Regions from separate parts of the Homo sapiens genome. Here region 2 is linked to region 1. The links are chromatin loops, found by intact Hi-C in ENCODE. Cell type or tissue: gastrocnemius medialis. All regions are shown on one strand. Links, peaks and the distances in the headings refer to the core of each region. The heading gives the core; the rest is flanking DNA.

Region 1 (2,921 bases), core at 186-2,685:
AATCCTCCTGCCTAAGCCTCCCAAAGTGCTGGGATTACAGGCATGAACCACCATGCCCGGCCTACAGTAGCATTTTATCAGCACCAGGCAGTGAAACCAAAGTTCAGCAATGTTGACGCTATGTCTGCATCCTTACGCTAGATCATAACTAACAATTAATAATATATTGAGTACAAATTAAGCAAGTGAATGAGGATGAAAAGAGTTGATTTATTCAAGGCCTTGGGAAGTCTAAACGATTATCTGAGAAGCAGCATAACATGGTGGATCACCATAGCCTCCAGAGCCAGACTGTGTGGGTTTACACCTTTCATTTACTGACTGGTTGTTGCAGTTACTTAAACTCTCTGTGTCCCTGTTTCCTCATCTGTAAGATAGAGATACTAACCTACTCATCTCTAGTCGCAGAGATAGCCTACTTCATGTAGGTGCTGTATTAATTGAATTAACATATGTAAAGACTTGGAATAGTCCTTGGTACCCAGCAAGCACAATATAAGCCTTTGCTATTATTATCGACTACATTGATCATCTAAATGACTAACTGCTGCCTTCTTATTTTATGATATAATGCTCTCTGTTGTTCGTTTGTGTATGTTTTTTGTCCCTAGTGTGACTATACATTCCCTGAGGGCAGGGGAAGCTTGTTATTAACTTGGTCACCCCTCAATACCTCATAGAGTGGTAGACTCGTTAGTAGGTGGTCAATAAACACTAATGGAAATCATAAACCCATTTTAAATTCTTATTTAAAATGCCACAAATCAACTCAAAAATCTCTGATGATTTCTGTTGCCTAGGGATCAAGTCTGACCTCAGGCAGGCAGCCAACTCTGTCTTCAAGTTCATGACCTGATGCTTTTTCACGCCCCACTGTCATTGTGTCCCAACAGATTCTCTTGCCACACCCCAAGCAGGGGTGGCAATGCCCACCTTGATGCCTTTGATTGTTTTTCTTCCTTTTCGGGAACACCCTTCCTTTTGTGTTTCGCCCATCCACATCATATACCCCCTTCAAAGCCCACTTGACCTCTCTCCTCCCAGAGGATGCTTCCCAACTCCCCAAGTCAAGTGGTCATCTTCATCATCTCCCGACTCCTGTAGATTATAACTGCAGCTCATTGGAAATGTCTCATATCCAGGCTTAACTATTGGTCAAAATCTTATGTACGGCCTCATTGTATTTATTCATAGCTGATTACCTCCTTGATCAGTTATAAGTTCTGGGAGGTCACAGATGTTGCCGATCTGCCTCATCCTCTTGAATCCCCAGCACAGCATCTGACACATGCTGGGTTGTCAGTGTATTCCTTATCTATTGTGTAACAAATCGCCCCCAAACTGGGCTGCTGAGAACAAACATAATCACTCATGACCTCTCCCAGCGTCTGTGTGTCGGGAGCTCAGGAGCTGCTTGTCTGGTGGTGGTTCTGGCCCAGTGACTCTTGAGGTTGCAACAGATGTCAGCCAGGGCCGCAGGGACCTGGAGACGCCACTAGGGCTGGAGGAGCCGCTTCCGAGGTAGCTCACACACCCCGCTGGCTGGCAAGTCAGTGCTGGCTGTTGGCAGGAGCCTCTGTGCTTCCCACGTGGGCCTCCCCAGAGGGCTGCTGGAGAGTTCTCTGAGCAGAAGGCTGGCTGGCTACCTCCTTTCCCCTCCCACTCCAGAGTGAGGAATCCAAAAAAACACCAAGGCCAAAGCTGAGATGCCTTTTATGACCTGGCTTTGGAAGTCACACCGTGTCTAGGTGTCTGGCTTTTAGAGTCAAGAGATAATTGCTTTTTGTTAAGTGTCATCTTCATGAGTTCATATGCTCTTTGAAAGAAAAAAACGACATCCCCTCCTTCCAGTATCTAGCACAGTGCTTTGCATCCAATAAGCACTCAGATCTTGAATATATTTGCAATTAATGAAAGGATATTTGCTGGTAAATGCCATCAATATCTTCATAATCAATCAAATCATGACTTAATTTTTAGGTTTTCATCAGACAATTATTGTAGTCAGATGAATAATGTTTAAGGAAACAGAATTCCCATCTTCAAAATTCTTTAAACAAGCTGAGAAATGTGACAGACACCACCAGGAACAATTCAAAGATAATCTCCTGTAGCTACTGAGCATAATGCTTTGTGATTTTATGATTTAAGTGTTATGTCTACATGTTTGAGGTTTTCATTTGCTTTTCTTGGCATAGACTCACTGTTTCTAGACCACCAGTACTCCTAAAGACCAAAATTAATTGCTAGTTTTATAGTTTTATATGTCTAAATGATAGGGATGCCAGATTGTGTCAAAATGAAAGCACATCCAAATTTAATGAAGTTCAAAGGAAGAAATGTTTATTTATGGATTAAAGTCTAAAACGATCTGTTGCTTGTAGTTACTGAAATAGTGACAGCTCTTCTCAGCAGGGGGAGGGAGGGTGAGAAGAGAAGAGCCAGGGAGAAAGCTCTTCTGTGAGCCTGAGAGTGGAATCAACAACAACCCAAGTTCCTGGGTCTTTTCACACCAGTTGAGATCACAGATGATATACAAATGAAGTCATGAAGAAAAGGGGAACCTCTGGTAAGGGGGCAGAGGTTTTATTCTCTCAGCTCGTCACACATCTGCACAGGCGTGTCTCGACATGTCTTCAGGAGCAGAGCATACTTAATCTCTTTGGGGCACAGTTTTGCTGGTTGTTGAACTTCAGTGATATCATTAGACATCCCTTGGAATAAAGGGCACAAAGAATCTAACCTACTAGGTCACCAGAAACTTATTTCCACATCGTTTATGACCACCAAGTCCCTGTGCACATGTTGCCTGAGATCAAATCACTGGGTACCATGTTTGCTGGGGCAGAAAGAACTGACCAGCTTTTGTATTTGAGCAGAAGTTTTAGAACTCATCTCTACAGCTCTTCATTGTTTCCAAG
Region 2 (2,921 bases), core at 208-2,707, 120 kb before region 1:
TTGTCTAATGGTTAATACTGAGATTTACCTCTACCGTCTTTCCTAACGTGCAATATAAAACATAATGTTAAATAACATCCCAATAGATTACTAGAATTAACTCCTTTCTCCTAATCAAAATCCCCAACAGTATACAAATATTTAAGTAACTTATTTGGACTTCTCCATAACTTTATGATTGGTCAATAACTCTTGAGAACATTGGGTTTTTATAATATATTTCCGTAACATTACCTCTTCTGAGATAAGACAATGATTAGAAATAAAATTTGTGTTTATTCACTTTCAGATTAATCAAAATGTGTCTCCCTTTTGTTAATATTCAACTAATTTAAATAGTCTTATAACTTTTTCTGAATGTGTATCCTTGTACCATTTATACTTATTTCTTATTTTCATATGGACATTTTGCTTCATGCTCACGGAAAAAAGGATTCATGCTTCTGTTAAGAACTGGTATTGTATTGGATTTCTCTCAGTTCCTTACATTGCGAACCAAAAGCCCATGATCGATTGCAGCCATGATTATGAGAACTTTGGAAATAATTATGAGGTAAAGCCAAGGGGTCAATGTGTCTCAATGAATCCTTTCTTTTTATTGCTGTGTCTAATGTTTTCATTTAGCAACCTGGGATGACGCCTTCTTGATATAAAAGTCAGAAGTATATAGACATAGTAGGTTTCTTAGAGATTATTCCTATTCAAAATGCATACTATTTTTCCTAACAAAAAGGAGCTGGCATCTGAAGAGGTTCAGTGACTCTTACGCAGAAGAAGCTACTGCTAACCAGCAACACCATTGTAAGCCTAGTGCCAGACTCCAGTCCCAGACCCTTCCAGCTGCACCAGGTTATTTTCTTATACACCCAGCAATCTCTTAAAGGTAGAACCACCCTCCCTCTAGATACCTAAATTCCCAAGGGTGTTAGGGGATGCAGGAGCAAGAGTACAAAACGGGACTCTCCTTGCACTGAGTTAGCTGCCAAGTGGGGAAGATGGAAAAGCATCCTCTCCACTCTGCCAGGCGGCAGGGAAGAGAGCCTGGCATCTCTGCACAGCTAGATTGTGACAGATTCCTGCTCAGCTCTCAGGGAGCACTGTCTGATCTGCCTGTAGTGAGTGACAGCTGTGACAGGTGTAAATATCCCGTGTTGTAAATTTCATGAAAGCAATACACCTGGGCCATCTGGCACAACACCGCAGCCTGCTGTGCGCTCCTCCTCCACACCCCAACTGCTGGGAGAAGCACAATGCAAAGCTCACGCCCCGCCAGGGAAGGAAGAGCCAGGGCCACAGACAAGGCCTCCAGACTATCAAAATCATCGCAGCCGCCGGGTTGGAGCCCGGGCTACACGGCAGTTACTGCTGAAGTAAATGTTTTTACATCAGTCAATTTACTCTCCTCAGTGACTCTGTAACTGAGATAATACCCTCATATCACCGAAGAAGACACAGATGCAGAGAAGCTAAGTCACATGCTCAGTGTCTTGAGCTCATCAGCAGCTGATCCCTGATTGAAGCCCAGGTCTGTTGACTCCAGTGCTCGAGATTTTTATGACTACACTAAAACATTTTAATCCTTCGTTTCCTCCCTGTGTTCCTCTGCTCCATTGCTCCAAGAGGTGATAACAAGGGTTTGTTAATATAAGAAAAATTGGTGATCTGTAAACTTTCAGCCCTAGAAAGTCTAAGCAGAACATTTTCTTAGTCTTTTAGAGGCTGCTGTGGGGCCAGACATAATAGTTAAACAGCTGGAAAAATCACTTTAATGACTCACCACAGCTGTACTTTCTTTCTCTCCTTTTTTTTTTTTTTTTTGGCATTGGCTGTTTGGATTAAAACATGGAAAATGTAATGAAATCTTGTAAAGAGGAGAGTGAAAAAATGACAACAGAAGCTGAGTTCTGAAATGCACTGAGATATGATAACAGACAAAAGCCATCATGGGGATGAAGTGCGGGGGAGTATCGCACTGCATCTGCAGAAGAGCAGGCCCCAAAAACCAGGATGCCCTTTATGCCAAACACCCTCACACCTTTATGGATTGTGCTGATGTGTTTAAGCGTCCATCCCCAGTTCGTCTGTGTCAGCTGTGGAACCGTGGGGCTGATGTTTCAGAAGAACTCTGTTTAAGAGAACCTAGGCTATATACCTACTAATTATCCCTATACACAATTCAGGATTTGTGTGGCATTAGGAAGCTGCTTAAAGCAACACTACTAAAGAAACTAACAATAAAAGACAACTTTGAAAAGCATATAATTTTTCAGGAGTTCTCAGGACAAGATCACATTGTAAGACTCCATTATAGTTCCAGCTATGTTTTTACATATCTGACAATGACTGCATCCATGTCCACACAGCACATGCTCAAGCACACTAGGTGATCACTGAAAACATGGTTGTGCAGTTTAGTGGTGCTTACTGTTGACTCTCCTTTCCAGCCAATCTGTTTCCCCCTGGTGTCTCTGAGCTGCCAAGAGTGAGATCTGGATCTCAGCTTCAGGTTCAACTCCACTCAGTCCCTAAGCCAATCCTGCCTAAGGCTTATAGAACATCAGGGCCTCCCTTATCTCATGGAGGTTGTGGAAAATGTCTTGTCAGTTCAGTAATTCTTGTTCCAAAATACCACTACTATGCCTACCAACCCATGTACCAGTTATCTTTATTAAAAAACAAACCATCCCAAAACTCGGTGGTGCAAAATCTCCACTCATTTAACTGGTTATGATTTTGGGTCCTTGCAGTGAGAGTGGGGTGTGGCAGGGACAGCTGGGCTCTGCTCATGTGGTATTGGCTGGGTGTCCTTGTGCACCTGCAGTCAGGTGGCAGCTCAGCTGGTGACGGGCTCATCTTAGGTGGCCTCACTCACCTGCCTGGTGGTCACCTGGGGCTGTTGGCTAAGGCACTTCAGCTCTCTT

Evidence for each region. A loop is a pair of places that touch in the nucleus more often than their neighbours do. Peaks named below come from ENCODE experiments on the same cell type or tissue, not always from the same donor. Only the 100,000 strongest peaks of a DNase experiment are listed, where the experiment ranks them.
Region 2: a loop joins it to region 1, with 11 times the contacts of the local background. A loop is called at or near these places in 1 of 110 quality-filtered maps.

Annotation. Positions count from the first base shown.
Region 1 is chr10:35,821,105-35,824,025 of GRCh38, reverse strand. No RefSeq gene overlaps it. Among named protein-coding and RNA genes, the nearest start is that of PCAT5, 44 kb to the right of the region's middle. In gastrocnemius medialis, for the core only: a CTCF peak has its summit at 1,528; a DNase peak (open chromatin) is centred at 1,505.
Region 2 is chr10:35,939,108-35,942,028 of GRCh38, reverse strand. No RefSeq gene overlaps it. Among named protein-coding and RNA genes, the nearest start is that of LINC02630, 42 kb to the right of the region's middle. In gastrocnemius medialis, for the core only: no CTCF peak of the experiment used is centred there; a DNase peak (open chromatin) is centred at 1,230.